Regions from separate parts of the Homo sapiens genome. Here all the other regions are linked to region 2. A link is a loop called in an ENCODE intact Hi-C map of the cell type or tissue named here. Cell type or tissue: heart right ventricle. All regions are shown on one strand.

Evidence for each region. Hi-C counts contacts between places; a loop is a spot of excess contacts. Peaks named below come from ENCODE experiments on the same cell type or tissue, not always from the same donor. Only the 100,000 strongest peaks of a DNase experiment are listed, where the experiment ranks them.
Region 1: it touches region 2 in a loop (2.0-fold over the local background); 52 of 110 quality-filtered maps call a loop at or near these places.
Region 3: a loop joins it to region 2, with 4 times the contacts of the local background. A loop is called at or near these places in 56 of 110 quality-filtered maps.

Annotation. Positions count from the first base shown.
Region 1 is chr6:108,881,599-108,889,598 of GRCh38, reverse strand. The region is part of intron 5 of ARMC2 (armadillo repeat containing 2); the gene reads right to left. Among named protein-coding and RNA genes, the nearest start is that of ARMC2, 37 kb to the right of the region's middle. In heart right ventricle, no CTCF peak of the experiment used is centred here; no DNase peak of the experiment used is centred here.
Region 2 is chr6:108,831,400-108,839,399 of GRCh38, reverse strand. No RefSeq gene overlaps it. Among named protein-coding and RNA genes, the nearest start is that of ARMC2, 13 kb to the left of the region's middle. In heart right ventricle, CTCF peaks have their summits at 3,773 and 3,974 (motif pointing right); a DNase peak (open chromatin) is centred at 3,979; H3K27ac peaks cover 2,416 bases.
Region 3 is chr6:109,069,729-109,077,728 of GRCh38, reverse strand. The region is part of intron 1 of SESN1 (sestrin 1); the gene reads left to right. Among named protein-coding and RNA genes, the nearest start is that of SESN1, 21 kb to the left of the region's middle. In heart right ventricle, CTCF peaks have their summits at 3,961 and 4,164 (motif pointing right); no DNase peak of the experiment used is centred here; H3K27ac peaks cover 1,472 bases.

The DNA of each region.
Region 1 (8,000 bases), 50 kb before region 2:
CATGGTGGCACACACCTGTAGTCCCGGCCACTTTGGAGGCTGAGGCAGGAGGATCGCTTGAGCCCAGAAGGTCGAGGCTGCAGTGAGCTGTGATTGTGCCATTGCATTCCAGCTTGGGTGACAGAGTGAGACCCTGTCTCAAAAATAATAACAGGCAGGGCGCAGTGGGTCACACCTGTAATCCCAGCACTTTGGGAGGCCGAGGCAGGCGGATCGCCTGAGGTCAGGAGTTCGAGACCAGTCTGGCCAATATGGTGAAACTCCATCTCTACTAAAAATACAAAAATTAGCCAGGCATGGTGGCGGGCGCCTGTAATTCCAGCTACTCAGGAGGCTGAGGCAGGAGAATCGCTTGAACCCAGGGGGCAGAAGTTGCAATGAGCCGAGATTGCACACTTCACTCCAGCCTGGGTGAAAGAGCAAGACTCTGCCTCAAAAAATAATAATAATAAAAGAATAAAAGTTAAACCAGCAAATGACAACACTACTCTCAGAAGGGGAATAGCATGAGTGAAAATAAAGACAGGCATAAGCAGACTGATACTGAGGGCAGGGGATAAGTGCCCAGGGCAAGTAAGACAGTCATAGAAGGTTTCCATGGGTTTACTCAACCCACACTATGGGCTGAGTAAATGAATCTGATTTGACAGGCAATAAGGAACTGTCATGGGTTCTTATACAAGGAAGTGATGCGATTTGGGGGTGTGCAATGTCAAGAGTATTTAGGAGACTTGGAGAGAAGGAACAAGGACTAATCTGAGGGTGACAGTGGAATTGGAGAAGAAGGAACACATTCAAGAGGTTCCGTAAGTCAAGGGTTGACAGGATTTCAGGCAGAGGAAATAACAGAATGTAGCCATGGAGGAATAGGATAGCAGGGGAAGCCTACCAGGGTTTCCACACAGCCATAGAGCTGAAGTCCCACAGTAAGACTGAATGGGGAAGAGAGGCATCAAGAAAAGAAAATCACTCCGTTAAGGAGAAAAGGAAGAATAGATGGACTTATGTACTCAAAAGAAATCTGTTTCTCTGTAAATTCTGCTCATTGGTCTTCGTTCTACTAATTGGAACTGCATGAAACAAATCTTTATTCTTTTTCTCCTTGATAATCCTGCACATATTTAAAGATGTTGCATTCCCCACATAAAGTCATCTCCTATGGTTTAAATCCCATGGTCCGACCACTTACAGCCGTGTGACCTCGGGTAAGTTTTGGTTTCCTCATCTGTAGAAAGGTGTGGTAAATAACACTATCCCCCAATGTGAGACTGTTGTGAGGACTAAATGATAGGATGTGCGATTGCTTGGCACAGTTCCAGGCACATGGTAACTAATACATGTTTACTATTATGGCTGTGGTCATCACTGATGTCATCAGCAAACTCCTCCAGTCCCTTCTACTGTTCCTCACATGATGCGGTTTCAAATCTCTTCCAGGACAATCAGTTACTCAAAGTGAGTGTTCGCTTGTCTGGATCCCTTTTAAAGTCTGGAACCCAGCACTCAGCCAAAGGTAGTATGGCTTGAGGACAGAGAGGAGATGTTCTACGTAACGCTGCAGCCTAAAATGACATTAGCGGTTTGGTGGTCACGTCACAGTGGTGGGTGTCTCTAATCTTTTCCTGCATGTTCACTAAGGCAGATTTTCCCATCCAGGTTGGGCCTTTGCTTGTTCTTCCTAAATTCCACAGTGCCGCATTTGGCAAAGCATTCCTGCCTATCAGATGTTTTTGGATCTTGATTCAGTCATCCAGCAAAATTGTTCTTCCTAGTTTCCTGTTCCATATTATTAAAGACTGTAATTAAATTTTTTGCAATGATTTTTCATGTACCAAAAATAATTTCAGAAGTTATTTCTTAAAGCTCCTCTGTGAAATTCTTCGTACAGGCAGATTGGCACTGTTTTGTTCTTTATGATATCTTGATCGACAAATAACAAAAACCTAATTTCAATGGATTTAAACAATAAATGCAATTTATTGACTCACATAACCTGAATGTGGACAGGTAGGGTGGGTTTTAGGCATGGTGCAATCAGGCCTTTGGCGGCATCTTTCTGCGATTCTCTCAGCTCTGCCCTTCCCTCAGTTCCAGCTGTAACCAGGTTGGAGTTCTGATTAAAGCAAAATGGGTCTGGCATTCCCAGGCCTCTCCTCAGCCCACATGTTTAAGAGCAAAAGCAAAGTCTTCTCTTGCAATCAGTGAGGAGGGTCCTACATTTCACTCTGAACAGCCAGAACCAATCTGTGGCTATGGCACTGCTACACACGGACTGACTTGAGTTACCACTGCCCATCCATGAGTCAATCATGTGGACAATATCTACTTTTGGACCACATGCACCCCAAAGAAATACAAGTATATTTCTTTAAAAATACTATAAAATTAGCCAGGCATGGTGGCTCACATCTGTAACCACAGCACTTTGGGAGGCTTAGGAAGGCAGATCACTTGAGGTCAGGAGTTCAAGACCAGCCAGCCTGGCCAACATGGCAAAACCACATCTCTACTAAAAATACAAAAATTAGCTGGGGGTGGTGGCGTGTACCTATAATCCCAGCTACTCGGGAGGTTGAGGCAAGAGAATTGCTTGAACCTGGGAGGCGGAGGTTGCAGTGAGCCAAGATCACACCACACACCACTGCACTCTAGCCTGGGCAACAGAGTGAGGCTCTGTCTCAAAAAAAAAAACAAAACAAACAAACAAAAAAAAAACTATAAAATTCAGACTTTGCTATAATTCTGACAGTTCTTCTAATTATTATGACTAAGGTTCTTTAGTCAGAGGTCAGCAAGCTTTTTCCCTAAAGAGCTAGATAATATATATTGCACACTTTGTGGGCCAAGTGGGAAAATCCAGGTACTACATGGTTACATTTGTAACCATTTAAAATGTAATGATTTAAAAAAGTGTATAAACCATTATTAGCTCAAGGGCTGTAAAAAAGAAAAACAAAACAAACAAAAACCAGATGGATGGCCAGATTTGGCTCCTGGGCTGTAGTTATATTGTTTGTTTGTTTGTTTGTGAGACGAGTATCGCTCTGTCGCCCAGGCTGGAGTGCAGTGGTGTGATCTCTGCTCACTGCAACCTCCACCTCCCAGGCTCAAGTGATTCTCCTCCCACAGCCTCCCAAAAGTAGTTGGGATTACAGGCATGTGCCTGTAATTAGCCACCACACCCGGCTAATTTTTGGATTTTTAGTAGAGATGGGGTTTCACCATGTTGGACAAGCGGGTCTCGAACTCCCAACCACAGGTGATTCGCCCACCTTGGCCTCCCAAAGTGCTGGGATTACAGGCGTGAGCCACCGGACCTGGCTGGCTGTAGTTTGTTTATTCCTACTTTGGAGGAATAACTAAACAAATATTAAGAAGTAGATTAAACAGAAGGATTTGGAATGTTTAAAAAGTCAATAAATTTATTTCCATTTTGGAAAAAATGACGTAAGGAAATTGTAAAGGATGCTTATGGATAAGAGAAAATTTAGCAACTTTTGAACTAAACTTATCCTTGCCATAAGAAAAAGACACTTCGTTTTTCAAACTAGATTCAAGTTGTGTAGGATCAAGGCAGGTAGTAAATGTTTTAGGCTTTGTGGCCACACAGTTTCTGTCATAAGTACTCAATTCTTGCTGCAGTGTGAAGATGGCCATGGACAATAGGTAAAAGATGAGTGTGGCTGTGTTCCAATACAGTTTATTTACAAAAACAGGCAATGGGCTGGATTTAGCTCATGGGCCTTAGTTTGCTGATCCTGCTTTATAGTCTCTTCCATACTTCGACTGCAATTTGGTAATGCCAACAGAGGGGTGGACAATGGAGGGAGGGTCCCCTCAGCATGTTTCATAGCCTAAAGCACTAGATATACAGTTTCCAGACAGATTATCACTTTTTCTTTTCTTTTCTTTTCTTTTTTTTTTTGCGACAGAGTCTCACTCTGTCACCCAGGCTGGAGTGCAGGGGTGCAATCTCAGCTTACTGCAACCTCTGCCTCCTGGGTTCAAGCGATTCTCCTGCCCCAGCCTCCCAAGTAGCCGGGACTACACCTGGCTAATTTTTTGTATTTTTGGTAGAAATGTGATTTCACCATGTTGGGCATGCTGGTCTTGAATTCCTGACCTCGGCCTCCCAAAGTGCTGAGATCACAGGTGTGAGTTACCGTGTCCAGCCAGATTATCACTTTTTCTTAATTACTAAACTTAAAGCATTCTACTTAAACAGCTATACACAAACACTTGAAATTAAAGGACATGGTTTTAAAGGGATGTCTGTAAGATCAAAATTTTAAGAAAGTCCTCCAAGGTACTTAATAGTGTTGGCTTGGGCACAAGACTAAAATACATACACACACACACACACACACACACCCCTTGGCACCTTTTTTAATAATCACTAACTGGTTATTATTAAAGTTCTATATATATATACACGATTAGATATATTGCTTTGTAGCTATCCATGTTAGCTTAACTTAGTTAACCTTAAATTCCCTTAGCTTAAAGGCTCATGGTTTCATACTCCCCTTAACATTCAAAGCCCCACAGTTTCAAGGTACTGCATGTGAAAAGCCCTTGTAACTTGTCAGTGCTGTACCTGTGAGGATTTCGTTCAGTACAGGGAGCAGTGGCTGTGACTGGCCTCTTCTGCAGCATGCTACTGTGTTAACCAGTGCCATGCAGGGTTCCATCTCTGCTTTCCATTCTGAATGCCCTGGTGCCGTGCTCCCTTCACACCTTACGCCAGAACTGCTACAACAGCTTCCCAATGGCTTCCTTTGTCCCAGGCTCTCCTCTCCCCATTCGTCCTTCACATAACTGACAGCGAAAGTCACCTCTCAGTGGTGCACCTTTATTTAAACAATGGACCCACATACCTGGGAGTAGCATTGAAGGCCATCTGTCATGTGTCCCTAACTTCCCTTCCAGACATGCTGCTCAGCGCTATGGCTTGCAGCCTCAGGATGCCTCCTGCCACTGCCACGTCAAATCCCACTTCTGGCTTATGCTCCTCCTTTAGCCAAGAACACAGTGCTCCATCCCTCACGAAAATCAACCTTCAAAATGCACCCCCAAATCCCAACTACTCTAGGAATTTTCCCTTGATCCTCAAGTCAGAATTAGCTGCTCTGACCTCTAAATTTTCAGTATACCTTCTTTCAGTTCCCCTTTCTTTCCTCCAGCATTTGAGTTCATCTTTGAACAGTGCTTCTAGACCTTGTGTGTGCATTCAAAGCACTTGGAGATCTTATAAAAATGCAGATTCTAATTTGGTAAGTCTGGGGACTTACATTTCTAACAGGCTCCCAGGGGATGCTGATGCTGCTGGTCCAGGGACCATACTTGAGAAGCAAGGCCTGACACGCTGGTAAGCTCTTCATGGACAGGGTCCACTCTTCTATCTCTCAACCCCTCAGCACAGGGCATTGCTTACCAGGAAACGCTTATCGGACAGAAAGGAGGGTCTCTACAAAATCAGGCCAATGTCTTTGTCTTTTCCAAATGGAAAGTTTCTCAGCCACATTGCTCTTAAAATCTTAAAAGAATAATGACTTCATTGTTTTTGAAAAAATGATATATTTATTATTTTTTAAAAGCCAGGCAATATAATAAAGTACAAAGAAGATTTTAAAAAAATTATCCAGGATCCCACCACCCAGAAATAAACATCATAATATGTGGTCAACATCATTCCAGACATATTTCTGCAGATGTTCAGAGGAAAAGATAGAAGAATGAAAGAACAGAAGGGCAGGAGGGAGGGCAGGTAAATGGATACATATAAATGGAATCATACCATACATGTTATTGTAGTGAAAAAGCATTAAGTATAAACTTTGCTTGAACTTAACAAAGAAACAGAAATTGAGGTGAAACTGAAGGAATTGTAGAACTTCAGATGAATGGGTCTTCACAAAGAGAGAATAGTTTCTAAAAGATCTCTCTAAAGTTAAGAAAAAAGTAATGAAAAACATTAGGATGCTGAAATCATTATTTTTTCAACTATATATTGCAATTTCAGACTTTAGCTACTGACAAATCTATTCCCCATTATGAAAGTAAAGAAATCAGTACTCACACTTCCTCCCAAGTACTGGTTTTGGTTATTTATATTACTACCACATTGTCAAGGTTTCTGTTCCATAAGCAGAGTTGTTTAGTTTTAATCCAATACGAAAACAAAATCATTACTGTACTCACCATGAATGCTTTTACCATAGCTTCTTCATTTCTAGGTTTTGAATTTTGACTCATCATTTTGTTGTCTACAGGTTTTCTGGAAAGTGCATGAGTAGTATATTCCCTCAGTTCATTCATATTGAAAGTGTCTATCTGTTGCTTCTGTACAACTGGACTGGCAATACAATTCTTCAGTTACCCCTTATTACACTTAGGACTTCATAGACATTACTGCCTTCTGGCACTGAGTGATTCTTTAAGAAAACCAGAAGCCAGCCTGTCTTCTTCTCCTTTTATGTGACTTGTTCATTCAGCCGGGAGAGCCATATGAAACTTTCTTCCATTTGCCCGCCCAATCAACAATTATTCACTGAGTGCGTACTATGTACTGGGTAGTGTTCTAGTGCTGAGCACTGGTGGAAATGTCTTAGTATGGATTATTCCATATCAAATTTTTCTTGGAATACCATGTGTCCATTTGAGCTTCAGATTTAAGTATTTGTTTCAGAAAGTTTTCTTCTGTTATGTCTTAATATTTTTCTTCTTTCTGCTCTGATCTCTTCCATTCTTCATGAGTTGTTGTGAATATTAAATGACTTAATATACGCAAAGGACTTAGAAAAGTGTCTGACAATTCACAGTAAGACAGCGTTAGCAGAGGAAGTGAAGGAAGATAATTATCTTCTTCAGGAAAACAAGTTTCATTCTTCCATATCTATCTCAATAATCATTTTCATAGCTTTATTATTCATTTCTTTTTGTAAGATTTCTTCTAGCCTGTCCACCATGTCCTACTGTATTTTCACCTGTTTTATTCTAATTTTTTATTCCTAATGTAGCTTTCCTCTTGATACATTTTTCTTTCATTTCTTTTTTGCGTACTGTAAGCTTATTTTTCATCTCCTTATATGGGCTTAGAATCTCTCATTTAAATTCTTATAACCCAAAGAACAGTGCTTTTTTCCTTTTTTTTTTTTTTTGAGAGGGAGTCTCACTCCATCGCCTAGGCTGGAGTGCAGTGGCATGATCTCGGCTCACTGAAAGCTCTGCCTCCCGGGTTCACGCCATTCTCCTGCCTCAACCTCCCGAGTAGCTGGGACTACAGGTGCCTGTCACTATGCCCAGCTAATTTTTTTTTGTATTTTTAGTAGAGACAGGGTTTCACCATGTTAGCCAGGATGGTCTTGATCTCCTGACCTCATGATCTGCCCGCCTCGGCCTCCCAAAGTGTTGGGATTACAGGCGTGAGCCACCATGCCTGAACCCTTTCTTTTTTTTTTTTAAGAGAATGATCACATTATCTATAATTTCTCTGAGACTATGGAAAATTGTTTGAACTCTTTCCATGTTTTTGGAAGGTAATACCTTCTGTGATCCACTTCCTTCATCTTTTTTTTGCTATGTTCCTTATATATCTAAGCTCAAGTCCCACGTTGGTTCCTATCTTAATAGTATTTATCTTTAAACAGAGCCATTTATTTATTAACGCTGAATAAGGATCCATAGAGAGAGCGAACGGAGGTATTCTGTAGCTTAAATTTTAGTCTGTTTTCTTAAACTTGCAATCACCAAATCCATTACCTTTGCTGACCTGGGAGTATATGTTCCCTTGGTTTGTGTGGAGCAGGTCGCTGTGATGCACACAAAAGCCCTTTCACATGCTGGGTTCCTTAAATTCTAATGTATCAAGCCCCTCCCCCAAAACACACACATACACAAACTAGCTGGCTCACATGTAACCAGGAGTGTGTGTCATCCTCAGCTCCATCTTCCCCCTCACTTCTTGATCTGGATCTTGAATGGAGTCCTTACACAGGGCA
Region 2 (8,000 bases):
CCTCTAATTAGGCGGCAGGGTCCCACCCCCCACCCCCACCACTTCCCCACCACGTGATGCGCCACCTCCCACTGCAGCCTTGCACCCAACCAGGCTTTGCACTAAAAAACATTGTGATTGCCTCTTGTACCAGCTGGTCTCCTACAGCAGCTTCAGACAGAGCCCCCTGTGGGTCTCCCGCCAGGAGCCACCCTGAGGTCATGTCTGCAAGGAGGAAAGCCCATCCCAAATGGAACAGCATCATTTCATGTTCGCCAAGCACTTGGTAAAGGAGGTCCTTTGCAGACATACAGGCCTTGCTTTCAAGAACCTTACCAAGAAAAAAGATTAATGATGCCTCTGCAGGAAGTTTTCAAAGCTATCCCAAACTCTTTTTCAGTTATTGGTGTGTGTTTTTTTTTTCCACTGTGTATTACACTTCTTGTCCATCTGGGTCACGGAGTGGGGAACTCCAAGAAGAGAATGGAGATGCTAAACTGTATGGAGGCGAGCACCCAGAGAGCAGAGATCTTGTCCCTCTTGCACACCTTTGGGTGCCCTCCACACAAGAATGGAAGCTGGAACATATGGATGTTCTGTGGAATAAGCGACCAAACGAACGTGAACTTGAGTATATGCTATGCAGGGTGAGAGTGTCCTCAAGTGTAACGCTTATGTGCCGGGATGCAGTTCCACCGCCAGTCACCTCCCCAGACCCCTCTCGCCTCCGCCTCCCCAGGCTGCCAGTCATTTCTGGGAGTGCTTGTGGCGGTGCCACCTCACCTGTGCACAGGAACAAGCCCGCTTCTCCCTCCCATTCCCGCCTTCTCAAGGGCCCCTCACTACCGCAGCTGCAAGTGCCTTTTCTTGAGGAGGGCGTGGCTCTGCTGTCCTTCCCCTAGGGCACTCTGAGGTGGGAGTGGCGGGGTGGGCTCTCTGGATCCAAGCCTCCCTTGTCTCTGGGCACAGCCGCACCGCGTCCGCCCAGACTCTCACAGGGCCGGTCACAAACAGAGCGCCCTCAGCCTCCCTCGCACACCTCCCTCACTCAGGCCTGGCCAAGCGACAGACCTCTGCTAGCACTCTCACTTCTAGTCTCTCCATTTCTTCCTCTGGCACCAAGAAACTCCTTCCTTTTGCAGGCACCTGTAGGGGTCACCAGCCTCCCAGATGTAAAGGCAGCAAGGCCCGGTGTGAACGATTGGGAAGGAGCTCCCGGCTAAGGACCCGCAGTCTGGTGAAGTCTCACACGTCCGCTCACACCAGTGCTCACACGGCTGCTGCTCCTAACCACTTGTGATGGGGGGAGAAATCGTGGGAGCTCGTGGCCCCAGTTTCTGGGTCTGTGAAATAAGTGGATCTATGTGGTACCGAGAGATATTTGAGAGAAGAAAGTGAAGACAAGGGGTGCAGGAAGGAAGCAGAGGGGTGGGGAAATCAGTTTAGCCAAGAAAGCCTTGCCAGGGAGTGATACCCTGGCATGGGGAGGACACAGCCCACCCTCAACACCAAAGAGGGCAGCCTTTGTGTAAGTACAGAGGTAAAAGGCTCCTCTCCTCTCTGGGGCTGGTCACACTCCTAGCCCAGGTTGTAGAGAGAAAAGGTGCTAGCATTACTCATTATCTTCTACTGGCATTAATGCTGTAATAAAATGCAACATGTGGGTTTCTGCGTTTTTTTCAAGCTTTAACCACAGAATTGGGACTTAGATGCACTTGCATTGTGGGGAAATGAAACTGAATTTGGAGTCATCCTTCACAGCAGGACAGATGCCACAGGCAAAGTTGTCAGGGTCTCAAAGTTAGAAAAGGGATCTTGAGTTCTCTTCTTTTGGCTCCTCCTTTTCTCTCTCTTTTCCTTGTTCCTTCCTGCCTTCCTGTCTGCCTTCCTGTCTCCTTTTTCTGTTTCTCTGTTTCTTCTTTCTTTCTCCCCTCCCCCAGTCCTCTCCTCCCCTCTCCCTGCCCTTCCTTAACCACAAATGTAACCAACCCCAAACCACTGACTTGCTGTTCTGCTCATTCATCCTTACGGGTTTTCTTGGTTACATAAGCTCTCCAGTTTTGGCATATTTGGGAATCATTTATTTCATTATATAGTAAGACCTCGGTGGCCCAAGGGACATTTTTTTCCTGCCCCTTCCCAGTTCCATTTACGTGAGGCCCCAGTGAGATTTCTGAAAGAAAATGATAGACGGCCCCAGGACTGATGTTCCGGCCTCGGGAGACCTGACACAGAAGGTTTCTGTTCTGGGGAATACGCATCAGTGTTGGAGGAGACCTTTTAACAAATTGTAAACTTTTCATCTCTTTATTAAGATGGAATTAACATAACATAAAATTAACCATTTTAAAGTACACAGTTCTGTGGCATTTTGTACATTCACAATGCTGTAAAACCACTATCCCTATTTAGTTCCGAAACACTTTCATCACCCCTAAAGGACTCATTAAGCAGCCATTTCCAATTTCTCCTTCCCCTCAGCCCCTGGCAAGCATTAACCTGCTTTCTGTCTGCCTGGATTTACCTATTCTGAACATTCTGTATAAATGGAATCATATAATACATGGCCTTTCGGGTCTGGCTTCTTTTATTAGGTATAATGTTTTCAAGGCTTATCCATGTTACAGCATGTATCAGTACTCCCTTTGTCTTTTTAGGGCTGAGTAATGCTCTTTTCCACAGATATACCACATTTTGTTTATCCATTCATCAGCTGATGGAGCATTCAGATTGTTTCACCTTTTAGCTATTATGAATAGTGCTGCTATTTGTGTACAGGTTTTTGTGTAGACAAAGTTTTTATTCCATCCAAGAGTTACTGGGTCATATAGTAATTCTGTTTAAAATTCTGAGGAACCATCAAACTGTCTTCCACAGTTGCTGCACCATTTTACATTCCCATCAGCAGTGTATGAAGATTCCAATTTCTACCCATTCTAGCTAATACTTGCTATTGTCTGTGTTTTTAATTATAGTCCTAGTCCTTCTAGTGAGTGTTAAGTATTTCAAGGTGGTTTCAGTTTGCATTTCACTAGTGACTATTAATATTGAGTATCTTTTTTTTTTTTTTTTTTTTTTTGAGACCAGGTCTCCGTGTGTTGCTCAGGCTGGAATGTAGTGGTGAGATCATAGTTTACTCCAGGCTTGAACTCCTAGGCTCAAGTGATCCTCCTGCCTCAGCTCCTGAGTAACTGGGACCACAGGAACATACCACCATGTCCAGCTCTGGGCATCTTTTCAAGTGTGTGTTGGTCATTTGCGTATCTTCTTGGAAAAATATCAATTCGAGTCCTTTGGCCATTTTTAAATTGGGTTGTCTTTTTGTTGGGGAGTCATAGACTTCTTAAATATTCTGGATATTAGATCCTTTCGTATATGGTTTGTAAATGTTTTCTCCCATTCTGTAGTTTTTCTTTTTATTTTCTTGATAGTGTCCTTAGATGCACAAAAGAGTTTTTAATTTTGATGAAGTCTAATGTATCTCTTTTTTTCCATGTGTTGCTTGTGCTTTTGGCATCTTATCTAAGAATCCATTGCCAAATCCATGGTTGTGAAGATTTTCTCCTGTTTGTTCTAAGTTTTAGCTCTTACATTTAAGTCTTTGATTCATTTTGAGTTAATTTGTATGTATGGTGTGGTTAGTGGCCAAACATCATTCTCTTGCATGTGGTTATCCAGTTGTCCCAGCTGTTGAAGAGGGAAAAAACTTTTTTGAGGCAACAATATGTTATATCACTTAAATGTCCTTCAATGATGCAGGGCCAGGGTTGCCGGAGTGGAGATTTTTGGGAAAAGGGGCAGTAAGATCCTGAGGGTGTGAGCTGATAAGACAGTGGTTGCTGTGATGTTCTGAAGAAACAAAGCCCACTGCTCTTCTGCCAGCAGCCACCTGAGGCATGGCAGGAGAGTGGGGACAGTGATGAGAGGAGAGGTGGCTCTTGGCAGCAACAAGGTCAAACTGTGCTGAGGCAGCAGCAATGGTGTCTGTGGCCACCAGGGGGCAGAGCAGAGGTGGGTACCAAGCAGGAGTACATTAAATGGCCACCACGGTGCCCCATGTAGGCAGAGGGCCCTCTGCTAGGAGAAGAAAAGGACTTAAAGGACATGGGTTTCAGCATTTCCATTGTTGGGTGCTTGAAGCCAAAAATTATTTTTGTTACTTTTTTCTTGTCCTCCCCGGGGATGGCACGGCCTGGAAAAGCAAAAATTACGATTAATTTCCCTTTTCAAAATGCAGTTCAGAAAAGAACATTCTGTTTTTCAGGACCCTGGCTTTCTGTGAGAAAGCCTATCCTAGCATTCAAAATTAAGTTATGTTTGCCAAAATGTAAATTTCTTTCAATCGCTATTTGTTTTAAAGTCACTGCTTATATTTGTGGCAGATAAAATAATAGGGAAAAGGAGGAATAATTTATCTAAAAAATAGCAATTCTATTTTTGGGAAGGGATGTCACAGAGAACTGCTATAGTTCTGTAATATTAATCTATGTCAGATTTTTCAAATGTCAAGAATACAGTTTACATTTACTGCCACAAATTTGGTGAACATTCTTCATTATGCACTAAGCAGAAAATTTGAAAGTAAATGTTCAGCAATGCTCAGACAAATGAAGAAATCCCCTCCCCCAGGCCATCTTTTGACATAACTAGGACAATCCAATATAATAACCCTCTAAAAGGATTAATTCTGCCTAAAACCAGCTCCTGAAGAAACCACATGGCACTTTCTGAAACGTTCTTGATAATGTTCACATCTTTATCACAGTTACAACCCATGAGCCTGGTGCTCACTCAGTGTCTTTGAAGATTCTATGACAATGCTGAATGAGGGCATCTTTACAATCACAAGAAACCATCAATAACATTAAAATCTACAGAATAAAACAGCGTAAGTTTCCATTTTGCTTCTATTAAATATTAGAAAATACCCATTGCTGGTGATGGTGTAGTGGAACTCGTCCACACCTACATTGCCAATAGCAATGCAAAGCCATTAGAAATATTTATATGATTTAGTGATTTGCATTATCCAAAAGAAGAATAATCTTTTACACCTGTTTAATACAAAATTAATATAAGAGCATTTGCAAGCCAGAAGCCTCTTAACCATCTAGTGAGGGTGGTAGTGGTTAGGTAAAATATACTGTAACCATTTAATGCATATAAGGGTAAAGTAGAGGCATTGAGATATACAAATGACACAATGTTCAGAGGCACAAATAGTTCTGTTGAGGCAGGGGGAGAAGCAGAATTTTAAGTGCAGTTTTTCCTTCTGTTATTTAAAGTATCATTCATAGTTGCCATAATATTTTTTGTTTGATAAAAATGTTAAATTAATTGCAGGGTAGGTACATTACCTTTTGGTTATATGTAAGAGGATACAAAGTTAAGCATACATAGCATTTCATGTTTTAAAATTTTTTTTTATTTCAGTAGTTTTTAGAGTACAAGTGGTTTTTGGTTACATGGATGAATTGTATAGTGGTGAAGTCTGAGATTTTGGCGCACCCATCACGTCACCTGAGTAGTGTACGTTCTACCCAATATATCATTTTTTTTAATTATTTTATTTTTTGAGACAGAGTCTCGCTCAGTCGCCCAGGCTGGAGTGCAGTGGCGCGATCTCGGCTCACTGCAAGTTCCGCCTCCCGGGTTCACGCCATTCTCCTGCCTCAGCCTCCCGAGTAGCTGGGACTACAGGCGCCCACCACCACGCCCGGCTAATTTTTTGTATTTTTAGTAGAGACGGTTTCACCGTGTTAGCCAGGATGGTCTCGATCTCCTGACCTCGTGATCCACCCGCCTCGGCCTCCGAAAGTGCTGGGATTACAGGCGCGATCCCTCAGCACCCCCCACCCACCCCGTAGCCCATTATATCACTCTGTAGCATTTTGTTTTTAAAAACGTTTACATTTATGCTTTGCTTGGCTTGGTTGGACTGGTCTATGATTACTTCCACACTGTATTAAGTTATATACCTACCCATTAGGCCGGGGTAGGGAGGAACCCTCAGGGGTCAAGCCATTCAGTGGCAAGTCTCAAGGGAGAGCCTGGGCAGACTTCCAGGGAAAGCTTGGTGAGTGGGCATCACAAGGAAGACAGTGGCAGAAAGGAAGCCGACTTTGGCGTCGGGGTATAACTTCTGCGGCATCTTCATACTTTATCGTCTGTGAATGCTACACTGCGGTGCTCCACAGAGCGTACGGCACCCTGGTGTTCTGCAGTGCCCAGTATCTACTGATCCCCTACTGTAGTGGACACAGTTTTGCCTACTTCTTCCTTGCAGAATTCCTGGTAATGAACGACAAAACCCACTCAAGTTAGTTTAGGCCAGAAAGGAATTTTTTGAGAAACATAGGGAGCTCATAGAATTTCCAGGAGGGCTGGAAAATAAAGGCTTGAAGGCTACATAACCTGGAACAATACCCAAATTATCCTACCAAGCTGCTCCAGCGGAGGCCTGCATCCGCTGCCGCCTACAGCGCAGATGCTATGCACAGGATGCTACCACTCAGCTGTCTCCGAAAACTTGACTGTCTTTCTGCAATGCTCCTCCACCTTCACCGAAACACGGATTCTGCCTGGCACCTGATTCCACACTTTTCTCAGTTCTGAATTCAGGCATTATGCAGGTGTGTCTGATTGGAGGAGTCCAGGTGACATACCTGTACCCACACATGCCTGCTGACTGGGAAGATGAATTCTGTTTTCCTCTTTGGTGGGCAGGACTCATAAAGTGGGAAATTTCTCAAATATAGTCAGCCACGAATGTGACAAATGTCCACTATTTGCTAACAAAATCTTACCTAACTTTGTCCAGCTGTCTATTTTACTCTTTGTGGCCATGAGCTTTGGGGAAGGTTGCCCCCTTCCCAGCTACTCTGATTAAGCCAGTTGTGGACATTCCATTTCCTTGATGTTACCTCACGGAAGAGGCATGTGACTCAGTGTGACCAATGATTCATGAAGACACATCTGCTGAGGGATTTCCAGGAAAAGTTTCTTAGTTCTTCAAAAGGTACACATGTAATCCCAGCACTTTGGGAGGCCGAGGCAGGCGGATCATGAGGTCAGATCAAGACCATCCTGGCTAACATGGTGAAACCCCGTCTCTACTAAAAATACAAAAAATTAGCTGGGCGTGGTGGCGGGCGCCTGTAGTCCCAGCTACTCGGGAGGCTGAGGCAGGAGAATGGTGTGAACCCAGAAGGTGGAGCTTGCAGTGAGCCGAGATTGCGCCACTGCACTCCAGCCTGGGCGACAGAGTGAGACTCTGTCTCAAAAAATAAAAAAAAGGGACACAAAGACACAGTACTTCCCTTGTTCTGCCTCTGGAGAGTGGTGTGTGAGGATTTGAAGCCCAGAGCTGCTGCAGCCATCCAGTGACTGACACGCTTAGAATGGCAGAGCAGAAAGACGGAATCAATCTGGATCCTTGATAACATTACTTGGCCACTGAATCAACCACCCTGTGTTTGTTCCATCTCAGAATTCCATCTCAGAATTACTCCTCCACCTTCACCAGAACATAGATTACATTTCTGTGATGATTAGGCCAGTTAAGTTGAAGTTTTCCTGTTACTTGCCGCCCAAAGCATCGTGATCTACTTCCGTGTCCAGCCCTGTAAAAATGATTGTGATAGATAGGAACATAAGGCGTGGCCATCTCCTTGGACCTGAGCAGCCTGTGGATGTGTATCCATGAAAATAAAATGGATGTAAAGCGTGGCCATATTCAGAAAGTCCCTTCTGGACAACTGTCCCTCTCAGAAGTGGACTCAGCATTCATTCTTCCTCTACAATAGCAGCCGATTTCATTTTGTGGAATTTCCTTTCCTCCATTATGTTCAGTAAATGGAAACAATCTGACCTGCCACCAAGAAGGCTGAAGGGGTTCCTGAAGGTTCTTTCTGGCAGATACTTCCTGTCACCCCGAGCAGCCAAAAGCAGGCTCACACCTAAGCTCAGTCAATCAGACCCTTTCTCTCAAGACTTTTCGTCTCCAACCAAGTGATTCAAGG
Region 3 (8,000 bases), 240 kb before region 2:
ATTTAGTCAAGGAAACGGGAAGCTCCTAGGCATTCTCATTGAGAAGAAGTACTTGCAGCCACCTTAGTGCTCTTTCCTTGGACCCCAGGGTTCCCAAAGGTGGGGTGCAGCTGCTGGTGACACTGTCTGATCATGTGGGTCACACCAGATCTGCAAAACTCAGTTCATGCCATACTATTGTCTTTTTATATTTGGGGTTTACATTCATATTCTGGATGAGTTTACACAACTATCTGTGCACTTTGTCTGAAGTCTCATTTCCCTGCAATCTCCAATTTTATACCTACAACAATTCTGGGAGGTGAGTTTTAGTTTTTATAGATGAGGAAACAGACCCAGAAAGATGAACTTAAATAGTGAATACTGGAGTCGAGAAGGCATGTCTGATTTCTAAGTCTCTGTTCTTAATCACTAGTCTATTTTCCTAGAGTTTTTTGGTTTTTTTGTTTTTGCTTTTTACAGTGAGCATGTATTATTTTTGTATTGGAAAACAAAATCAATGGGGAAAAAGTATGTGAAATGTAGGGTGATACAGTACAGTCATGTGTCACATAATGACATTTCAGTCAACAACAGACTGCATATACAATAGTGGTACTATAAGATTATAATATATTTTTACTGTACTTTTTCTATGTTTAGATATGTTTAGATACAAAAATACTTATCGTTGTGTTAGAACTGCCTACAATATTCAGTCCAGCAACATGCTATAGAAGTTCGCAGCCTAGGAGCAATAGGCTCTACCATAAAGCCTAGGTGTGTAGTAGAGTTTACCCTCTAGGTTTGTGTAAACACACACAATGATTTTTGCACAAAGATTAGATCACATAACAACACATTTCTCAGAATATATTTGTGTCATTAAGTGAAGCATGACTGTAATTCAGAGCAAGGAAAGATCAGGATGGGTTGGAATAATAAAGACAGCTTAATACAGCAAATAAATTTTACTGTAATAATTAACTTTTATTCTCAGTTTGTCTGTCATTTACACAAGTATACACTGCCTCTATCCCAAACATGCCTAAACCAAATCTCGGATGACTGGCTGGAAGTAATTAATGTTCTGTTGTTGTTTCCTGCAGACTAAGTTTTGGCCTCATTTTTGTTTCCTTTTTGTGGCCCCCTTTTATCTTCCTTGCGCCATCTGTCAGTGCCTGTATGAACATGTAACTATAACTTGTGTCAAAGCTCCTCACTACATTGATGGGCATTATAAATAAAACAATTCCAATAAAACAAGTTTCCATAAAGTAATACCCTCGTAATTTAAAGACTGAGATGGCCAAAAGAAGTTGTAAAATTTACATTAAAGAATTGAAATTTCCCTAGAATGTTACTATGCTTGACATTCAAACTCATACACTTATACTGTATTGAAAACTTATTGAAAGAAAGTAGATTCTTATCAAGCAAATTAAACTTACAGCATAAACTAGGACTGATATTCAGCCAGTATGCATTGGCACAGCAGTACTTGTTAAAATACTGAACTGTTTTCATACTAGTTGGTAAATAGTAAATTGAAGCTGCAAACCACAGTACAATTAGTGATACATAATAAAGATGGATGATTTATCTTAGAAACCACACATGCACTTAGATTCCAATCTGGTCTGGTCACTGAAGCATGGAACTAGGAAGTTTGCTCAAACATCATATTATTTATTTCAGATGTTGGGGAAAGTGCAGAAGCCCTTGGATGACAGAGAGAGACTATGCAGTGAACTGGAGAGGACCTAATTTGTGAAAGTGTCAGTCATGCCAAAGGGAGGAGCAGGGTCCAGGCTTAGGTGGTTACTGCAGAGGCTTCCACAAGCCGAGGAAAAAGACCCTCAGAGTCATTCCCTCTGGGGTCGGGGAGGGGGTGTTGAGGAGCTTTTATTTTTTTAACAACTGAATTAGTTTTTTATAGCCTCATTACAAATTTGGTAGTTTAAAACAACACACAACTATTATTTCACAATTTCTGTGAATTAGGAATCTGCTTACACCTTAGCTGGGATCCCTGTTTCAGGGTCTCCTATAAAGCTGCAATTACAGTATCTGCCAGGGCCATGGTCTCATCTGAAGGCTCAAATTGGGAAGAGTTTTCATCCAAGTTCATTCAGATGATGTAAGATTCAGTTCCTTGCAGGCTAATGGATTGAGGGCCTCAAGTTCTTAGTTATGTTAGCTGGAGGCCACCCTCAGTTCTTTGCCACATGGGCCTTTCCATTTGCTTCTTCAAAGGAAACGTGAGGAGCTGGAGAGAGTATTAGCCTGAGAAAGAGTGCCAGCAAGACAGAAATCACAGTCTTTTATAGCCTAATCTTGGAAAAAACATCCCATAACTTTTACCTTAATCACTTCATTAGAAACCAGCCAACTAGGTTTAGTCCATACTCAAAAGGAACAGATTACAGAAAAGAGTGAATACCAGGAGGATCATTAGGAACCATTTTAAAAGCCATTGGGAACCATTACCCTAACAACCTATCTCCTGAAGCTAGGAGTTAGGAAAAGAGTCCTTCCTGCATACTATGAAGAGAGCTGTGATTTAGGGTATATGCTTAGAAACCTGATTAATGTCAGAATAGAGTGTGCTTCAGCTAGTGATAGTATGAGTCCAGTCTCGACTTCTTCCTACCTTTGCAACCATTCTCCAGATAAAGGAGCCTCACACCAGCCTGAACAATAGATGCTCTACCCCAGTGCCTGCCCCCTCACTAGGTGGGGCTCACCATGCCTCAGTGGGAGAGGCCTGCCTGGCTCTAGCAGCTTCTTCATCTTCCTCGTTCTTCCTTTCCTCCATGACTCTTGTCAACCATTATTCCTATGCAACTTTAGGAAATGTTTTACTTCCCATTCTTGGTACTAAAAGCAAAACAGCATTTGTCCAAAAGGTAGGAAATGGCAGTCAGCTTTCTTTTCATCATTTGATACTTCTCTAGTGAGCTGTGAGTCAAATCTCTTCTGTGTCTATGATTTGAGGGGAAAGAGAATTAAAAGCAAATCCCAAAACTTTAATGAGCATTGTCAAATGAATAAGGAGTGAGATTAAATATTAAGCAAACCCAAATTTTATTCAGATCACCCAAAGTCAAGTTGGTGTACTTTACTATCAATTTTGTGTTATTTATAAGGAACAGATGAAATAATTTTGTCTTTTTTCACTTTATAAACCATAATTCTTATGTATTTTGGCTATTGTAGAGCTACCCACAAATGATTACATAATTTATAGCAATTTATTTTAAAAATTTAACCCACTGAATACAATGTTGAGATGAGAGCTTTTCAATGACAGAGAAAGCTCTTGATTTTAGTAGAGAAACAAATTATCAATATTTATAATTTTCTCATTTCATTTTTAGCATCTTGGCCAAATGTTTTATTAAAATTAAACTATTTTTAATGTATATTTTAAATCTAGAAGGTATATACATATATACACACATATATACAGTTATGTGTTGCTTAATGACAGATATATTCTGAGAAATGCATTGTTAGGCAATTACATAATTGTGCAAACATCATAGAATGTACTTACACAAACATAGATGGTATAGCCTACTACATATCTAGGCTATTGCTCTTAGGCTACAAACCTCGATAGCACATTACTGTAATGAATAGGCAATTGTAACACAATGGTATTTGTGTTATCTAAACATAGAAAAGGCACAGTAAAAATGTTGCATGATAATTTTATGGGATGACCATAGTATATATGGTCCATTGTTGACCAAAATGTTATTATGTGACACGTGACTGTATGTCCCAATACTAATAGCGGTTATCTCTCTTGGCAGTGGTTTATGCTTTTCTTAATTTTTCCAAGATTTCTATAATGAGTTAATCTATTATAATGAGACCAAACACATGTCATTAAAAAGAAAATAAGTCAAAACACCACTTTCTATTCATAGAAGAGTGGCTTTTAAGGTAAGTAGAACTTCAGTAAACTGTACTCTCTGAAATGTCTCTTCTAATATGGTATATACCAACTTTTAAAGCTGAGATTTTTATTTAGAAATAACTTTCTTTCAAACACCTTGGCTGTTAATGAAGAATATTTTTTCCTAATGAGTTTTGCATTTGTGGGTTTTTTCCCCTTTGTGTTTACACTGAATAAAAATTTACTCCTAATTCTCAGCTTTTAGCTTTTATGAGCGCTAGATGGCACTCTTGCTCAACCAAAATCTAGTTTGTTGCCCATATTTTGGTGCTGTGGGTCTTAGGAGAAGACGGGTTTGCAATGTCACAACACTTATGTTTTTAAAGGGGGGTTGGGGAAAAGAGACCAAAGTTTCCAAGTTTAAATAGCCGAGCTTAACTGATTTAGTGTTTCCATCTATTGAGAAAATAACCATATAATAACAACGATAACAGTCATTCATTTCACAAATATTTTTTGAGCACCTACCATCTTTAGTACTGTTCTAGGTACTCATATGCACTAAAGGGAAAAATAGATAAAAATCACTACCCTCGTAGAGCTTACATTCAAATGCTTGGATTTTTTTTTGCAGGTGCCACTTTAAACTCTGTACATGCATTCACCCATTTAATAGGAGGCTGAGACACAAAGAGGTTATCTAATTTGCCCCTGTTCACCTAGCTAGTGCAGATGGCAGAGCAAGGATTCAAACTCAGACATTTGGTCTCCAGAGTTTATTTTGTTAATTTCAATACTATACTGCCTCTTGAAACTAAAAAAACAAACAAAAAAACACTTTATTTTTTATTCTATTGAATGCAAATAATAAAAATTTACCTATTTATAATTTTTTCTAAATCTGCTTAATTCAAATATCTTTGCCATTTTATTAAAAAAAAAATTGACTAGATAAAATGTCTGTATTTTTTGGTGATTCCGTAGTCAACTATCGTGTTGCCTTAGCTCTCTTTCAAGTCACAAACACAGCTGGCCTTAAGTATTTATTTAAGCATCTTTATATTCCTGTTTACTTTAAACTCCTTGAATTAGCCATGCAATAATTTGGGTATGTTGTATTAAGAGCTCTACCACATTATGGTTCAGTCATTGTATAATTAAACATGAGGCATCAAGAATCAAAAGTTACTGTTTTACTTGCCTGCTCTCTCCATTGTGTCATTTTACATTTTAGTAGTACTGTGTTTTGTTTATTAAAAAAAGTAAAATCAACAATATACTATGAAGCTGAAAAATGATACAGAAGCCTAAATCATTTCTTAGTCTAGAGATGCATTTCATGGTTTTTAGAGGGCAGAAGGAACAAATTTACCTTTCTCTAAAAACATGCGACTTGGGGAAATTATATGTGACTTAGGGAAATTATGCTTGTGTTTCTCAAGGACTGGAGTTATATTCAACAACATACTTGTTGTAAACTACTGACTATAGAAGGGAAATCACCCACTATACAATAAAAATATTTATGGCTAATTCACACATAGATAACCTATCATTGAAACTTGCCTTTCAGGAAGCTGAAATAATTAATTCTTAACAGCTAGCTAGGTCCTTTTTCTTTTTTGCTGCAGAACTGTGTTAGAGGATAAAGCTGTATTTTTGAAATGCTAATAATTAAGAGTTAACTGTGTTTTAATTAAATTAAGTAATTAGTAAAAGAGGATCACTCCCTTCACCAGGGAGAAGAAAGTTTTCAGAGCAGAGATTTATTTTGGAAGATGCTACAATGTAAGCATTCTCAAATTGAGGATTATTGCTATTTTAGGTGTCTGAACCCCTTAAGCTGCATGCAAAACTGTGTACTCACTTGCATTTTTCTTGGGAGAGAGCCCGTGTTTTATCAGATTTTCAAAGAGATTGTGATCTTAAAAGATTAAGAACCATTGCTAAAACGAGAGTGACCTGCTGCATGTTAAACTTATTTTCCTTAAACTTTAGAGAAAAATTGAAGTGATTGAAACTGGGGAGTTTTAAACCAACAAAGGGAAATTTTTGTTGACTAAATGTTAGCTCGTGCCTCTGAGTCTGCTGAGTGAGTACAAGACACATTCTTGCAGTGTGTCTGGTGAATATTTGTACTTGAGTTTCTTATGATGCTGGTCTTAAACTGGCAGGCCCTCACCTGGCAGTTTACAGGTTAAAAGTTTAAGTCTGGCTTCCAGAATATGAAAACACAGGGAGCTCAGCTGAGCACAGCAGAGTTGCAGCCCTCATGTAACATGAACAGGAAATACATATTAACACAGAAATTGATCCTAGACTGCCGGGGTCCATATCCCGATTCTGCCTGTCTAACCTCGAGGAAGTTACTTACCATCTCTGAGCTTCAGTTTATCATCAGCAAAATGAAGATAAAAGGACCTTCATCTCTTTAAGGTACTTAGCATTGTGCCTGTCTTAGAACTTAGTATGGTAAAAAAAAAAAAAAAGAAACAAAAACTATCTTTGTATATGCCTTAGTTATCTAAAATAGCACCTCTTCTTACCCTCTAGATCCTTATCTTGATTTATTTTTCTTCTTTGCCCCAAACACGACCTGAACTCGTTATTTACTTATATATTTATTCTGTCTGCCCTAGTAGGTTATAAGCTCCAGGAAGACTGAGACTTTTTCTTGTTCATTGCTGGACCCTCTAGACCAATGCTATCACATACATTGTCCAACAAATGTTTGTTGAATGAATGAATAATGTTAGCTATTATTATTACTTGGCAGTTTCTACCCACCCTCTCTCCCATCTGTGTGGACTGACTGTAGCTTTTTCTCTTTAAATGAGATGGGTAAACCAGGAGGAAAACGTCCTTCCCTACCTGGGTAGCTGAAGTCATAGCTTCAAAAGGAATATTAATTTCTTATACGCTCTTACTACTCAAGGTGTAGCCTATGGGTCAGCAGCATCAGTATCACTTAGGGAAGATATTGGAAATGCAGAATCTCAAGCCTCACCCCAGTTCTACTGGATCAGACTTGAATCCCCAAATGGTTCTAATGAATGTTATAGTTTGAAAAATGCTATGTTGACCACTTTAAGAATTTTGGATTTTATCTTAACAGTAATAGAGAACCACTAAAATCCTTTAGGTTGGAGATTACATTTTCAGATTTTTGATTTAAAGTGATTAACTTGTATTAGAAACAGTAGTTGTCTTTGGAAAAAGTAGCCATTGGCTGGGGACAGGAATGAGTCCAAGGCTTTTCACTGTATACGTTTTCATAAGCCCATTTCAACTGGTGGGCCCTGGCGGTGGCCTGTCTATGCTGTTCTCCCACCCCAATCCCACCCACCCCTACACTATGAAGGATAGACACCCTGCCCTCACATCAGCTGCTGCACACCCCACATACAGCTGCTGCCTGTCCACTTTCTGAGCCTAAGGTTGCGTACATGGGCCTTGTGTTCAGCCATAGGGAGGACAACCCATGTGTAGGCCCAGAGAGCTGGCTCAGCCCATTTGAGTAGAGATTCCTACGGTTCCAAGTACCTGAAGCATAATCTGGGTGGGCACATGCCCTAGTCCTGTGGACTTCATCTCTCAGAGGGGTGCAGCTGGAGGAGGTCCACAGCAGGCCCTCTAAAGTGTAGGGGCCCCACTCTCTGGGTCTCAGAGACTTAATGCTCTTTTGCACTTCCTACATTCAAATCACGTGAAAGTATTTTGTTCAATGTGAATCTGTTACCTACATTTAAAAAAATAAAATGGAACATTAAAATAAAATGATGGTTCTTGTGTGGGGCATGGATAGGTACAACAAAGGAGGCATGAAGACCAGTTAAAGGGCTGTTGCATTGTTTCAGCAGTAGGTGATGTAATGCTTGGATTAGCGTGATAATAAGATGTGGTTTCATCACATTTTTTAAGTAATTCATTGCTATGTTTTTTAAGTTTCATAAGCTCAGTATTAATTTTCTTAAGAGTTTGTGGAGGCTGGGTGCAGTGGCTCACAACTATAATCCCAGCACTTTAGAAGGCTGAGGCAGGAGGATTTCTTGAGGCCAGGAGTTTGAGACCAGCCTGGGAAACATAGTGAGACCCCCCCTCCCACCATCTCAAC